Regions from separate parts of the Mus musculus genome. Here region 2 is linked to region 1. A link is a loop called in an ENCODE intact Hi-C map of the cell type or tissue named here. Cell type or tissue: left cerebral cortex. All regions are shown on one strand. Links, peaks and the distances in the headings refer to the core of each region. The heading gives the core; the rest is flanking DNA. Region 1 overlaps Zfp395 (zinc finger protein 395). Region 2 overlaps Ints9 (integrator complex subunit 9).

What was found. A loop is a pair of places that touch in the nucleus more often than their neighbours do. Peaks named below come from ENCODE experiments on the same cell type or tissue, not always from the same donor. Only the 100,000 strongest peaks of a DNase experiment are listed, where the experiment ranks them.
Region 2: it touches region 1 in a loop (4-fold over the local background); 9 of 42 quality-filtered maps call a loop at or near these places.

The regions. Positions count from the first base shown.
Region 1 is chr14:65,376,898-65,385,230 of GRCm38, reverse strand. The region is part of intron 1 of Zfp395 (zinc finger protein 395); the gene reads right to left. Among named protein-coding and RNA genes, the nearest start is that of Zfp395, 22 kb to the right of the region's middle. In left cerebral cortex, for the core only: CTCF peaks have their summits at 3,437 (motif pointing right) and 7,347 (motif pointing left); DNase peaks (open chromatin) are centred at 878 and 3,503; H3K27ac peaks cover 555 bases.
Region 2 is chr14:65,022,543-65,030,875 of GRCm38, reverse strand. Ints9 (integrator complex subunit 9) reads right to left here. Exons shown (of 17, transcript NM_153414.5): 11 at 4,411-4,471; 12 at 1,819-1,990. Among named protein-coding and RNA genes, the nearest start is that of Gm52118, 20 kb to the left of the region's middle. In left cerebral cortex, for the core only: CTCF peaks have their summits at 4,524 (motif pointing left) and 6,186 (motif pointing right); DNase peaks (open chromatin) are centred at 4,515, 5,281 and 6,877.

The DNA.
Region 1 (8,333 bases), core at 204-8,203:
CAGGACATCAGGTTTGGTGGTTTGGTGGCGAGCTGCTTTACCTGTTGGGCCGCCATGGCCTGCTCTATCTTTTCTTTTTACAGAAATAATAATCCCTGTTCCTAGGAGGACATGTAACAAATATCGATCAACTCAAGGTAAATAAACTCACTTGGGAACCTGCCTCCCCAAAGACCCAGTTGCCCCCCCCCCCGATTGCTAGTTTTTATTTTGTTTTTTAAGACTCCTGTTTCATGTAGCTCAGGCTGAAATTTCCTACGCAGCGGAGGATGACCTTGGGTTTCTCATGCCCTACCCCACCACCCAAGCATTCACCAGCACGTCCAGTTTATGCAGTGCTGGAGACCAAACCGTGGACTCCGTGCACGCTAGGCAAGTCCTTCACTAACCGAGCCCAGCCCCAGCCCCGACTCCCAGGTCCTTTCCTGAGACCATCCCACTTCTCCTTCTCTAACTGTGTTCACATACTTTCTGTAGTTGCTTTGTTTATGAGGCAAGGTCTTGCTAGATAGCCATGGCTGGCCTGGAACTTACTATCCAGGTCAAGTTGGCCTTGACTTGTGGCAATCCTCCTGCCTCTGCCCCCTAAAGTGCTAAGACCCTAAGTAAGAGTTAATATCACCCAGCTCGGTCACATTTTATTTCTATGGAAATGAAATCATTTTTGGTAAGCTTGTTTTCACTTAATAAGCCAGCTAACCTTGTTCTACATCAGGAAGTATTGTTCTGTAAAAACAGCCACCAGGGCTTCCTTAGTGAGGGTCCTTCCCCCGCTATTGCCAGATCAGTCCTGAGGGCTTTTATTAGCCACACAGACTCGTAGGCTGGGTTCCCTTCAAAGCTGCAGACAACCTTGGAAACGCACTGAGCTGTTTTTCTCCTAGAAACTAACACCACCAGGGCTGGAAAGTGGCTCCGCGGTCACAAGCACAGGCTGCTCTTCCAGAAGACTGGCATTTGGTTCTAGTACCCACATGGAAACTCAAATTCCTATTTCTAACCTCTGCCAGCACCAGCACAGACCCAGACAGACATGCAGGCAAAGCATTTGTATGCAGAAAGTAAAAACAATAAATCATTAAATAGAAGAGGGAAAAACAGCCTCTGCCAAGCACACTGTCCGTCTGTTCCCACCCCACCCACCCCACCCCACCCTAACCCCCCCCCCCCTATCACGTGCCTCTCCACTCCTCTGGGTCTCTGCTGCCCCAGGACTGTCTGTTAAGCTGAATGTGCATAGGGCACATTCCAGGTGTGGTGAGGCTGGGCTGGGGTGGGCAATAAAGCCAACAGGGCTTTCGGGACCTGATTCCAGTTGCTGCTTCCCCAGCCCAGAACACCATCAGGCTAATTGTTCACAGACTAAATATCTCAAAAAGTATCCTAAAGGTGGGCAGTGGTGGTGCATGCCTTTAGTTCCTCAGTATTAGGGAGACAGAGGCAGGAGGATCTCTGAGATTAAGGCCAGCCTGGTGGTCTCCAGAGTGAGTTCCAGGACAGCCAATGTTACAAAGAGAAACTCTATCTTGGAAAACAACAACAACAACAACAACAACAACAAAAAGAGTATTCCAGCACATTCCTCCTCCTCCTCTCCTCCTCTTCCCTCTCCCCTCCTGCCACCCCCCTTCCTTCCCCAATTCATAACCAGAATGCTGTTCGGGCCATAGAGATAACTCAGTAGGTAAAGTCACTTCCCACCAAGCCTGACAACCCCATGACAAATCTGACTCCTGAAAGTTACTCTCTGACCTCCATACCCACACAAATAATCAACTGTGGCAAACGGCATCTCCTAGCCCTAAGTACCCTTTAAACACTTGTCAGCATCAAATGTCTTTGAGCTGTTCTATAAGCCTTTACTGTCTGCCCTAGTCCAAAAGTACCTCAGGGCTGATTTGTCTGGGTCCCATGTCACAGACTCAACCCTCCCCCATACCCCCCCTTCTTTCCCCAACTAGCCAAGCAAGTTCTACTAGCAACCAAGACGGAAAAGATAGCTATAAAAGAAGTGGAGAGAGTGTGAGCCAGAGGGGATGGGAACACCCAGAGAACAAGGCCCTGTAAATCAACAGGAGCAAAGCCCATACATAGTGTTTTCATGATGTCCCTGAATGTGCAAACAAGAGGCTCTCCGGTTGCTGTGTCTTCTCTTGGGCTCTTTTCCTTATGTTGGTTTGTCCTGTCCAACTTCCATGTGATAGCTCGTGTTTTATCTTACACTTTGGGGGGCCCCCGAGGTGGGGGGGAGGGGATGTATTTTGAAACAGGGTTTCTCTGTGTAGCCCTGGCTGTCCTAGAGCTTGCTTTGCAGACCAGGCTGGCCTTGAACTAGCAAAGATCTACCTGCCTCCCGAGAGATGGGGTTAAGGCCTGTGCCAGGCTTTGTCATGCTTTCTTAAATGGATAAACACACGATGAATGAAAAGCTAGCCACCTGGGTAAAGGTGGTCAATAGAACTGATCCTTGCGCCTGCGGGAGAGGGACATCAATCTTCCCCGAAGGAATGGCACTGGGTGTGTCAACCCCTCCAGGGCAGGCCTCACGTCCAGGAGTAGCAACATAACTGCACGAGGCTTTTTTGCTACTTTTTGTTGTTGTTGCTGTTGTTGAAGTTTTGTGTTTTTTCTTTCTGTTGGGTGTTGCTTTATTTTGTCTTCTTGGTGTTGGGTGGGTGGGGGGTGTTGTTGTGTTGGATTTTTGTTTGTTTTTGTTTGCTTTGAGAAAGAACTTAAAATTGGATAGGGAGGGGAGGGGAGAAGATCTGGATGGACTGGATGGACTGAAGAATATGATCGAAACATTTCAATTCGATCTGTTCAAATCTGTTTTAAATTTTAAAAATATAATAAAAAAGAAAAAGCAAAACAATAACAGCAAAAGGATAATAAGAAAGAGGCAGCCAGGCGATGGTGGAGCACTCCTTTGAGCCCAGCTCTCTGCAGGCAGAGGCAGACGGATCTCTGCGTTCAAGGCCTGCCTGGTCTGAGTTCCAGGACAGCCAGGGCTACACAGAAAGCCAGTCTCAAAAAGAACAAAAGAATGAATTAACAAATGGAGTGGTGGGAAGGGGGAAGGGAAGGGAGGGGAAGGGAGGGGAGGGAGGGGAGAAAGGAAAAGCCAGTTCTCTGCTCAAAGTCTGTAATCTGATATACTGGCAGCTTGATCAGGAGTCCCCAAGAAACAAAGCAAGAATATGGCATGCAGAATCTCCAAGTTAGGTGGCTGGTGCCTTCACACTCTGAGAACTTTGTGACTACAAATTAAAAATAAAAGGTGCCCCAGATAAATGGCTTTTAAACTGCAGCCACCGGTCAGGCTGTGTGACCCAGTGTAGAGTGTCCCTGGTGTAAGAGAGGCCCTAGGTTCAAGAACAGGCACAGGAAAAAAAGGAGCACAGAGCAAAAGAAAGCTAACGTGTAATGTCACTGACTGACAACAGGTGGCAGTACTAATACAGAGAAACCAGCAGTCCTTTGCTTGCCCTCCCTTCCCCCAAAAGAAACCCAGGAGCTTTGCTGAGCCGGAAGTTTGGGGTTTCTAGTACTGAAAATGAAGCCGGCGGTGTTTCCAAACCTTGGTTCCCAGTCTTCAGAAAGAACCTGAGATGTTTGGGCAACAAACTCTGACGCTGTTTTTGGAAGCCTGTCTTCTTTTTAAAGAATGCTCTTCTGTTGGTTGGTAAGCCTGTACCTTCCAGAAGCCAGAGAGATCTGCGCAAATAGGCAACTCTGCTCCTGGCCTGCTTCCACAGGCTGGCTACTTTCTCCAAAAATCCACTCAAAAACACACATTATGCTTTCAGGATTCAGAAGTAATGGGGCAATAATGACAGAAGTTGGCCGGAAAGATGGGTAGAGGAGCAAAGTCACACCTATTTTGGAAGTGCTAGCTGGTCAATTGGCATGGCGGGTCTCACCCTGCCTCCTAGTATGCACGCACCCTCCAGCTGGCCTCTTTCAGGACCCTCTTCCCCCACCAGGAAGCTTTCTTGAGAAATACTCATGGTTCCAGAACCAGCCAGCCTTCTAATTTGCCACGTGACTCTTTTCTGTGGCAGCAGAGAAAATTAGGAAACCTGTATTGTAAAGTAACGAGGACTGGATTTCAGCATGTAGCTAAACGCTGCCTTTCCGGTTTTACGTTCTCCACTTACAGATCCCTTGATGGGTCATAAACTCATAAAGTGGTCTCAGAACGTCCTAAGGGGCATCTGGAGTCCCAAATGCTGTCCATAGGAAAGGGATCGCTTATGTGCTTTGGTCAACGACCAGCCTCAGCAAACGCATCCTGATGTGCTAATGGCCTTTAATGCAGACATCTGCTCTCCGTTACCTAACTGAACCTGACAGAACAGTAAAACAAACTCGATGGTCCAGAATCACAAACTGCCATTCATCACATGATGGCTACTGGACAACGGCCTCTCTCTCTCTCTCTCTCTCTCTCTCTCTCTCTCTCTCTCTCTTTCTCTCAGCACACGTCTGCAAGTGCACAGAGCTGCATCTGACGGCTGTGCCTCTCACCACCCAGGGGCATTGCGGCATGCCATGACATCACCCAGCAGCACTTCCAGGACACAGGTCAGAAGCCAGCGGCTTATTACACAACGCATGGGACTTGTGTCAGAGTTGAGGAGGTGAGGTTTACAGCGAGGTTTCTAACTGCAAAAGCCCTGACGTTCACCAAGTTGATGATGAGGGTTGAAATGAAGACAAGAGGCTCCTATTAAACCCCTGTTTTCGTGTCTTTACAGAGATCTCACACCCAGCGCATACACAGTAGCCTGAGTTTTTAGTACTTAATATCCTGGGTACCGTCCTCATCTTTTACTGGAGAACTACCAGGTTTCTTTTTTTTTTTTTCCTTTAAATCTTTAATGTTTTAACTTGAATTTCTTTTCAATGTTATTTTCTAAATTCAACCAGAAGACAGAAGTTTGTCAGGAAACCGTGTCTCCTGTTTCCAGCAGATCTCCACCAGCATCTCTTTCCACACATGACTAGCAAGTATCTCGGCTGATAGGTGCAGTGTACACCTGTGTGTTGACAGTGATTATGAGCAAATACATTCATATAACCATTGTGGTTCACAGGCCGCCATTTGCACTTTGTCACATCCCATCCCCATTAGCTGGTGGTTCTCAGCCTTTGAGGGAAAAACAAAACAAAACAAAAAACCAACAGCAACAAAACTTAACCTACTTGGGTTTTTTTCTCCCCAGAGACAGGAGAAAACCCCACCTGGTTTAAGTTAGAAACCCCAGTAAGGGGGCTGGAAAAAGGACTTAGCAGTTCATAGAATGAACTGTCTTACAGAAGACTCAAGTTTGATTCCCAGCACCTATGTCACTCATGGGAGCTCTGACGGCATTGTTCTGCTCTCTCTTTGGACAACTGCACTCACGTGCACACACCCAGTCACACACACACATAATTAGAAATAAAAATAAATCAAGAAGAAGAAGACGACGACGATGACGACAACGAAATCCCAGTGAGGGTTAACCCAAAGCCTCTGATCTCAGCCATCCATCCAGCTCTTTGGTGTGTGTGCACATTCTGGGGACATGTGTGGGTAGGAGGGCAACCTCAGGCGTCTGTCCTCACCACCCACCCGTGTACCCTAGGCTAGGGACGCTCACCCTGCTGCTCTTTCACTCTATCTTGTTGTAGAAGCTGGGGGAACAGATTTGAGCTACCACACTGTTTCACTGAGTTGGAGGGACTTGGGCACAGCTCTTCGTACCTGTACAGAGAGCGCTTCCTAGCTATCTCCCCAACTCCTATAGAATGGGAGCATATACATTTAAGAGTTTCATACCATACTCTTGAGATGCACAGCACTGCACATCTATTAGCGGTCTACTTGGTATTTCTAAATCCACTGGCCTCAGGCTGGTGAGTGAGTGACAACCTGCGTCTGACACACTTGGTAGAAAGAAAGAAAGAACTAAGTCCTGCAAACTGTTGACCTAGATACATGTACTGTGACATGCACACCCACACCCAAAACTTAAATAAATAACATAGAATTTTTAAAATTGCAAATCAGCTGTCCAGATAGTAAAGTTTGAATTCTTGGGGCATTCTAACTATTGTATTTTTCTAAAGGTTTAAAAAAAAAAGTGACATTTAAATAAAAATCAGCCAATCAAGAATCAGGGCTGGACCCCTCTCCACAACATCCGGTAATGGAGCATGGGGCCTCTTACTGTTGTGAGTAACAGATGTAACAGGATCATGGAAGGGAAGAATAATGATCTCAAGTAACAGAGCCATTTTCATACTCCAGCGATGGGCCAGAGCAGCAGGTCATCCGATCCGGTTTCCAGCAAATAACAAATGAATCTGATCAGCAAATATGCCCGTGGGTCTCATGGCCCAGCTGGCATTCAACGGGGTGACAGAGGCGGTTCAGTGCTGCTGAGGGAAAGGAAGGAGTTCACAGCTCTCCCCAGCAACAGGCGCCCCGCCCCGCCCCGCACCGCCCCATTCCGCCCCTCCTCCCAGTTCTCACAGAAACACAGCACCCTTTGTTCCTAACTGTCCTGCTGGCTTGACTCTCTAGAACAAGACAGTGATCAGCACAGAGCCTAGCACCCAGGAAGGGCTCTCATCTGAAAACCTCAAACACCAAGAGCTCGTGTATAGTGTCATAACATTGAAAATTCCACACGTGACTACATGTGAAAACACGGGCATGTTAAAAATAACGTGCAAGGAGCTCCAGAGACCACCTGGCAGTTAAGAGCAGTCTCTCACATAAGATCAGGATTCATTCACTCAGCTCCCAGCACCCACGTGGCAGCTCACAACCAACAGGTCCAGGAGATCCAACCACCCTCCTGACCTCAGAGGCCACTAGTTATGCACATGACACATACATACATGTAAGCATTCATACATACATACATACATACATACATACATAAACATGCACAGTGAGCGAGAAATGGTAAAATTATGTTTAAGGTATGTGACTATGAAACAGATGACTCGGGGTTCAGACACGGATTTCTGCAGATGTTCCCAGTTTGGGGGCAGGGTGGAATAACTGATAAGCTTCTCTTCCCAGAAGCCTCTGCTGAAGAATATTCAACCAGCAGCGCTGGGACTACAGAGCCTTTTGCAGACTGTCATACTTTGCTTGTCACTCAAGGTTTGTTATTTCAATCAAATCTTCTCAGGGCCCAGATTCAAGAATAGTTTGGGGCCGGGAAAAATGGCTCAGTGGTTAAGAGTACTTGCTTCCAGCAGAGGATCCTGTGGAGTTCCCAGAACCCACATGGCAATGCACGACCATCTATAATTCCAGTTCTAGGGGATTTGATGCCCTCTGCAGGCCTCCTTGAGCACTGCATGCAAGTGATACAGGCAAAACACTCATACACATAAAACAAATAAAATTGCAAATGAAACAAAAAAATAGTTCTAAAAAGGACCTGCTGCTTCCCCTGACGTGAAGGTAGACATCAAAGCAAGGCAGAAGGCTGGAAAGAGGACCCTGCTGTTAAGGGCATTTGCTGCTCTTGCAGAGGACCCAGGTTCAATTCCCAGCACCCACATGGCAGCTCACAACCCCAATTCCAAGGGTTCTTGTGCCTTCTTATGGCCTCTGTGGGTATTGCACACATGTATAAACATACATGCGTATAGGCAAAACACTCATACACATTTTTAGAAAAAGTAAAGCAGTTTTTTTGGTTGTTAGACATATTTTAATGTGTCTGAGTGTTTTATATGTGTACCATGTCCGTGCCTGGCTCCCACAGAGGTCCGCAGACAATATCTGATCACCTAGAACTGGCGTCCCAGATAGACGCGAGCCAACATATGGAGACTGAAAACAGAACCCAGGATCTCTGCAAGAGCAACAAGTGTCCTTATCCACTGAGCCATCTCTCCCGCCCAAGGCAGGGCCTTAGACAGCACTCAAACTCTGCTCTAAGACTGATTTCATAAGAGGCAGGCCTTATAGTGCAGGCAGGGTTGTGATCCCAGCTAACCGGGAAGTTGAGGCAAGAGGATTCCAAGTTCAAGGCCCGACTAAGCTACACAGTAAGTTCAAGGCAAGCCTGGGGACTTAGTGAGACTCAGTTTCAAAGTTTTTAAAAGATGAAAAGGAGGGGGGGGAGCCAGCATTGAAATAGCATGCACCAAAGCTCTGGGTTCAACCCCTAGCTCTGAACACACACACACACACACACACACACACACACACACACACACACACACAGAGGAAAAGAACGGGCAAAAAGCAGGTAATACATGTATAGGTGCAATCCCTATAGTCCTGAGGAGGCTGAAGCAGGGGAGAACAGCCTAGACAA
Region 2 (8,333 bases), core at 171-8,170, 350 kb after region 1:
CTGTTTTGCCCCATTACTTGGTGTCTTAAGGTGGGTGGCTGAGCCCAGTTTATAGCACTGCCAGGGCCATGCTTTCATTCTGAAACCTCTGGTAACAGGGCCACCAGGAAGGAGTACTATACAGCAGTCAACACGAGCAGCAAAGGCAGACGAGCTTCCCTTCACTTGAGTGGGGATTAGAAACCACAGCAGCCAGTGAAATGTCTGCATGGTGCCAATGCTATCACGAGTGGCTTCTCTCACTGTGCCCATGGGACTCTGTAACTACTGTCACATCAGCATAGCTTACCAGAGAGAGCAGGAACGACCAACCACTCCCTTACCACAGTGTTGACAACCTCAGCAAAATCCTAGTGGTGTCCAAGTTTTGGGCTTTGTGAATTAATGTACTATGGTCATTCACTGAGGGACAGGACTCCTGGTACAGCTGAGTCACTGTGTCTTCCTGTGGGATGCACATGTCACGGGGCACCAAGGTGAGACTATAACAAATCTACGAAAACCTCTCCAAAAATCCAGCTCAAACACGAAAGCTAACACTGTTCCCAGCCCACCATGAGTAATCATCCTATCCTGGCTAGCTTCTTGCTGCTTCTACACAGGCCACTGAGGTGACTAATTGTGGAATTCTTGTGGCAGCACCCAATGGGGAATGAGCCCAACATTTGTGAATCTGTCACCCCGTCCCCGCGAGAAGAGAAGAAGGTGATGATAGGGATGGTGTGATGGCTATTCTTGGTTGTCAACTTGACTATATCTGGAACAAATTACCATCCAGAAATAGAAGGCACCTGTGAGAGATTATGTTTGCTTGGTTTGAAGTGGTGAATCCACTTCTAGTTCAGACCTTTGAGGCGGGAAGACACCTTTAATCTGGGCTATACCTTCTCTGGCAGCCTACATAGGGACAAGAAGGAAACTTTTGCTCTTCGCCTGCTTGCCTTCCCCTTGCTGGCACAGCATCCCTTCCCTGGCCTATTTCTTCAGGATAACAGCATATACTAAAGACCAGCTGAGACATTCAGCCTCGTGAGACCGAGCAACTACTGGACTTTCCATTCACAGCTATACTAATACATCACACACACACACACACACACACACACACACACACACACACACACACACACACACACACAGAGAGAGAGAGAGAGAGAGAGAGATTCATTCTACACCCTAGAGAACCCTGAGTGATACTGACTGATGGAGATGGGCATGTTGGAGGCTATACCGAGGTTTCGAGATCCTGACTTCACAGCCTGTGTGATTGCTAAGCTTACACGCAGCGTGAAGACCTCACAGTGATAAAATAGGGGATCCCTAAGTCACCTCTGCCTGGCCTCATCTCACTGAAGGCTTTGTTCCTTCCTGAGGACTCTGTTTCCAGAAGAGTAGCTGGAAACCAGAGCAGACCAGAGTCAAAGATCCAAGGCCCAGCTAATTAAACAACCCTAACTGGGGAGAGCAGACCAAGGTTAGAATCATCGAGGTTCTCAACACCTTATAAAATCCTATCCAAAGCAGGATAGAGTTCAGTATTGAAAAAAACAAAACAAAAAACCCAAAAACCAAAAAGGAACAGAAATGAAAGTTATGCTTGATCAACAGTTGCCCAACATGGCTTCACCTTTATTCCTTTGCATCTATGCTGTTCCTGTTTAGTTTTGGAGACAGGGTGCTCTGGAATTCGATCCTCCTGCCTCAGCTTCTCCAGTGCTGAGGTTAGAGTGTGCAAGGCTGATGGGCTATATTTATGCTTTCCTCTCTGCGCTGTAGGCTCAGGCACCATCAGCCCGATGGAAGGACTCTAACCCTTACCTGTGAATATGATGGTGTTGAGGCTGGACTTCCCCCAGAGCTCCATGAAGTGGACGACGTCCCCAAAGCGGAGGGAAGGATGTCCGGTGAACAGCACACACGGCTGTCTGAAGTCATTGCTGAAGTCACCGTGGATGCTGCGGTAGTGCTTCAGCTTATTCGTCTGAATGAGCTAAAACACACAAAAACCCAAGTGCTGTTGGCCGCGGAACCCAGCTGTGCTGGAGAAATGACCAAAAAATACAATCGAAGACGGCAGGCCACAGACTAGGAGAAGACTAAAAAGCTACCCCTGCATGAGGCCTGCTGTCCAACCTGAACAACCTGGTTTATGCCAGAGGTCGGCAGAGATAACTCAGCGAGACAGCAAGTGAGTATCTGGAGACACTTAGAACCAGGCACCAGTGGGGAAATGCCAACCACAGCAGCAGACGCTGCTCCTTATCCAGTACAATGGCCGATGTTAGACCCACCACACCAAATGCTGGCCAGAGTGTAGTACAGAGGACTCTCTCCCTCCTTGCTGGTGGGATGAGAAATGGCACAGCCACTGTGGAAGACTTTGTTGTTGTATATATACACTTACCAGAGGACCCAGTAATCATGCTCCTTTGATATTTAACTCAAAGGAGCTGATAGCTTAAGATCCACATGTACAGCAGTTTGCTTACAACTGTCAACACTTGAAAACAACTAACATGTCCTGCAGTTGGTAAACGGATAAACTGGCACATCAAGATAAGACTATGGACTATGAATTCAGTGCTGAAGAAGCTATGAGAAGATGGAGATGAATGCATTACTAAGCAAAAGATGAGAATATGAAGAGGCTGCACACTACGTTGGTTGAACATTGGCATTCTGGGAAAGACAATGGAGTGGAGGCAGAGGTTGCACCACAAAGCCCACATAACTCTGGATGGGCCTTTGAGTACACAGTAGGGGCATCATCCAGAGTTCTTGTGCATTTTCGGCAATATTCTCGTGTATTATGGTATACAGAACAGAGGCACCAAGTGTGTTTATAGCTGTGTCGGACACTGCTGTTTCTGAAATGGAGATATCAGCCGAGAATTCTTTTAACAAAAATCAAGGAATAACCTGTCCAATAACAGGAGAACTATTAAGAGTGAATTAAGTCACTGTTGTGTATCTGTGATATAGGACTGATGACTGGCCGCAATAACACAGTAATAATACCACGAGTCACCCAGAGGAAAGCGAGTGAGATGCAAACCACTGATGGGGATCAAACAGAGGCACAGACACACCCAGCAGGTCTATAAGGACAGGACTTCCCATATGGTCCAGGGAATACACAGTTGGTAAAGTGCTTGCTGTAAGGACCTGAGTTTGGGCCCTCAGCACCCACATGAAAAGCTGGTGTGCCTATGTGTGCCCAGTCCTGGGGATGTGCAGTCAGGAGGATTTCTGAGGCCTGAAAGCCAGCCAGCCTGGCTGAATTAATAAGGTCCAGCTTCTGTAGGATAACTTATCTCAGCTTGGCGTGGTGGGGCGTGGTGGCGCACGCCTTTAATCCCAGCACTCGGGAGGCAGAGGCAGGCGGATTTCTGAGTTGGAGGCCAGCCTGGTCTACACAGTGAGTTCCAGGACAGCCAGGGCTACACAGAGAAACCCTGTCTCAAAAACCAAAACCAAAACCAAAACCAAAACAAACCAAAAACAAAAAAACTTATCTCAAAAAACCAAGGTGGGGGGGGGGGGGAGGATTAAGGTTGGTAACTGATGCACACATATATGGACATATATATATAAATAATTTGAAAATTAAATAAATTTTACATATATGATTGACATGTCTAGAAGGAACATTTTAAAGAGAATGTTTACTTTTATTTAATGTGTGTATTTTTGCCTGTATATATTGAGTCAGATCTCCCGGAACTGGAGTTTACAGATGCTTGTGAGCCACCACGTGGTGGTGGGAATTGAACCTGGGTCCTCTGGAAAAGTATCCAGTGCTTTTAATTTTAACTACTGAGCATTTCTCCAGCCCTTAGAGAGAACATTTGGTAATAGATTTGCTCCTATGGAAGGTGGGAGTAGATATCAGAATAAAATTCCCCGGAATAAGCTATAACAGGAGGGCTGTGAACTGCCCAGACTTATGGTAATACGATGTGTTTATTAGAGGGAGCAAATTAATTAAATGAATTGTGTGCTGGAGTACTTTTCAACCTTTCTATTTATTTATTTTTTTGAATTATAGTCTTGCTGTGTAAACCTGACTGGCCTGGAATTCACTTTGTAAACCAGGCTGGCCTGTCTCTGCCTCCCCAGTGCTGGGATTAAAGGTCTGTACCTTACTCAGCCCCTTTCACAGCGTGTGTGTGTGTGTGTGTGTGTGTGTGTGTGCGCGCACGCGCATGCGCATGTATAGTTTAAGACTTAGTGTTGCTGGATCCCAGGCTGGCCTGGAACTCACACCTGTCTGCTCCCGCAGTGCTGGGTTTACAGGCGTTTGCCACTCTACCTGGCTCTACCTAGGGCTGTTTTAGGCATGAAGACTGCCACTATCCTATGTCACACCACCACCCACATTTCGTTTGGGCCCTTTTGGTATTTTCTTACCTCTGCATGTGGGAAAGGTGGTTCTGGGAGGTAAACTTTACTCTGTTTGTTGTGACAAAGCCTTTAAAGAGGAAGACACAGGTGTTAGGCAGTGTACTGGGCGTCTACTGCCACCTAGTGGCAGCAGCACAAACACTAAACACTCCAGTTTTTTAAAGCTTTCACTCTGGCATTGACTCTGAATAAAAGCTGGGCCTGGCTCATGCAGGATGCTGTTTCAGGTAAGTACAGCTTTTATGAAAACAAAAACAAAAACAAAACAAAACAAACAAACAAAAAAAACCCCAAAACCAAAACCAAACCAAACCGAACCAAACCAAACTAACAACAAAAAACCCCTACTTGTTTAAAATAATCCAGTCCCAAGGGATGGTAGGCCCTCTTCAGCCTCTGCAGGCTGTGCACTGCGCATGTGTTACACAGACAGTCATGCAAGCTGAACACACACACATAAAATGAAAATAAGTAAATCTTCAGAAAAGAGAACAAGAACTAAGAAGTAATAAGAGAGCAGGGGTAGTGGTGTATGCTTGCAATCTCAGCAGTTAGAACCCTGGGGGAAGGAAAATCCAGAGTTCAGAGCTAGCCTCAGCTACATAGTGAGTTGAAGCCAGCCTCAGCAACACGAACCCTGCTTCAAAGAAGCGGTGTGTGAGCCCATGCAGCAGTGCCCGTGCAGAGACCGGGCAGCCGCGCAGGGGCTGTACACTAGACACTCAGGTTTTGGAGCTACCATTTTTATAACTGTTTTGAGTTTTGCTTTGTGCATGTTAGACAAGAACTCTGCCTTGGCACTGTGTCCCAGACTTGATTTGGATCTGGGCTGCTTTCCACTCTTGGTCCTTTTCCTGTTTCAGGATCCAGTCTGAGACACCATGTTATGTTTAGTGCCTTTCTGAGACATGGCTTCTTGCTGCCGCCCACGCCCTCTCCATTACAGTAGCACTACTCACACCAGTTGTAGGGAACTGAGATGGGAGGATTAGAGTTTGAGGCCAGACTGGGTTACATACCTAGAGAGACTTTGCTCAAAACAAAAGCTACAGAGGAGCCTCGGAAACTGCAATGTGACAAACAAGACCAGAAAGCTCAACAACTGGCCAGCCGATGGGCTCTGACTGTCTGTCTCTGTCTGTCTGTCTGTCTGTCTCTTTCTCTCTCTCCTTCACTGTCCTGGGACTCACTCTGTAGACCAGGCTGGCCTCAAACTCAGAGATCCACCTGCCTCTGCCTCCTGAGTGCTGGGATTAAAGTGTGCACCACCATGCCTAGCTTGGGAACTCTCTTTTAAGGACCCTGTCAAAGTACTGTAAAAACAATAGGTTCAGAGGTGAGAATTTAGACTAAGTCCCCAAAATGTATTTATTTTTTTTCTATCTATAGTTTTCTTTCACCTTTCATTATTATTTTTTTAAAGATTTATTTTTATTTTATGTATGTGAGTACACTGTAGCTGTCTTCAGTCACACCAGAAGAGGTCATCGGATCCCATTACAGATGGTTGTGAGCCATTACAGATGGTTGTGAGCCACCATGTGGTTGCTGGGAATTGAACTCAGAACCTTTGGAAGAGCAGTCGGTGTTCTTAACTGCTGAGCCATATTTCCAGCGCTTTCACCTTTCTGTAAAAATCTCTTTTTGGGAGAAGGTAAAAACATGGCAGACACCTTCAGAGAATCACCTGCACATCTAAATGGATACTAGCTCTTGGACACTAGCTGTGTCTGCATTTCAGGTTCAGGAGGGAGAAATCTGAGAGCTTAGTACTGTACCCTGAACAGTAGAGGGCAATGCAGAAGGGACCACAGGACCACTTGCAGATTAGTGACCCGCAAGTGACAGGAAAGTGCTTTCTGCTAAGAGATATGTCCTCCCCTCAGTTCTAGAATCTTCACGTAGGCACAACAGATAGGGACCTCCACCTTGCTGAGACTGCAGCTGCTGGAGTTCAGCTCTGTGAGTCTGTAATACCCGTCACCCCTCCCCCAAGATGCTGTGCCCCCCAAAGCTACAGCTACTGCAGTCCTGCACTCCTGAGGGCACTATGGCTCAGGAAGAGGCTCTGGGAATTTCCCTCTCCCCTAAAAAGAAAACAAACCCAACAAGCAAGCAAACAAAAGTGTCCTTATCTGGAGTTGGGGCTGATACTGGTAGAGCAGGGAGCAGGGGGCTTTTGCAGACTACAGCAGATGCCCCTGAGATCAGGAAGCACAGAGTAGTTTTGAGCAGACACAAGTAAGCAGCTGGGCCTGAGGGTGCTCCCCCCGGAACACTCTTCTAAGCAAGAAAGGGGGGAGGCAGGGAGCTGGAATGGAGTGATGTTGGTCCTGGCTTGGGGTTAGCAGGCCTAACTTGGCTCCACCACAATCCCTTGCTGAGTTACTCCACTCTAGAGCTAGCACTTGTTCAATTAAGCAACCGAATTCCTGTTAGGCAGCAAGTGCTTTGCAGGCCGCTGTACAAAGGGGGCTAGCAAAGCAAAGCAGGGAGTCTAAAGCCAGTGGGGACTCTGACCCTGACTGGGCTCCAGGTCACACTGGAATGGCCTTAATGACGCTTTCACACTTTCAGTCCCTTGCTGCTTTCAGACAGTGTCCAGCTGCCTAGAGGACTCCCGGTGTAGCTGAGGAGAATGGCAGTTGGCTAGGAGGAGGGCAGCGACTAACAGCGGGAGAGCTTAGAAAAGGAGGAAGACTTTTACTCTAGTTCTCTCCTTGGTAAACCATGATCGCTAAGTCTCTCTGAGGGAAGATCATACGTCCCCATCTTTCTCCTCTTTACACCCTTCCTTCTCCCTCTTCCCTAATGTTCCCCATGCCCTCTTGAGGAGCTGCCGCTGACACTGCTCCTCTCCTAGGCAGCCACACTCATTCTGTGGGTGCCAAGGACATTCCAAGCTGTGGTGCCTGCCTGGCTGCCCGGTCTCTGCATGGACACTGCAGCATGGGCTCACACACCACTTTCTTCTGCTTCTTTCTTCCTTCTTCCTTCCTTCCTTCCTTCCTTCCTTCCTTCCTTCCTTCCTTCCTTCCTTCCTTTCTTTCTTTCTTTCTTTCTTTCTTTCTTTCTTTCTTTCTTTCTTCCTCCTTCCTTCTTCTTTCTCCCTCCTCTCCTCCTCCTCCTTTTTTTTTTTTTTTTTTTTTTTCCAAGACAGGGTTTCTCTGTATATCCCTGGCTGTCCTGGAACTCATTCTGTAGACCAGGCTGGCCTAAAAATCAGAAATCCACCTGCCTCTGCCTCCCAAGTGCTGGGATTAAATGAGTGCGCCACCACTGCCCGGCTAACACCACTTCTTTGAAGCAGGGTTTCATGTTGCTGAGGCTGGCTTCAACTCACTATGTAGCTGAGGCTAGCTCTGAACTCTGGATTTTCCTTCCCTCAGGGTTCTAACTGCTGAGATTGCAAGCATACACTGCTACCCCTGCTCTCTTATTACTTCTTAGTTCTTGTTCTCTTTTCTGAAGATTTGCTTATTTTCATTTTATGTGTATGTGTGCTCAGCTTGCATGTCTGTCTGTGTAGCACATGTGCAGTGCACAGCCTGCAGAGGCTGAAGAGGGCCTACCATCCCTTGGGACTGGAGTTACAGACAACTGTGACCTGCCATGCAGGTCCTGGGAACTGAATCTGGGTCCTCTGGAGCAGTACTCAGAGCTCCTCCACTCCCTTTTTTAGTTTTGATAAATGTGTTTGCCCTGAGCGATGCTAACATTGGGGTAAAGTAGGTGAAAGGTGTCCGGGAACTCTATTGTCATTATGGTTTTCCGTAAATCTAAAATTATTCTAAGGTACAAAGTTTATTACTTAAACTGAAAGAAATCCAAGATAAAATTAAAAAAAAAGTATCAAACTGGGAAAAATGGCTAAAGTATGTTAACAAAAAGTTAATATCTTTAATATATACACAGAGTTCAAATATGTA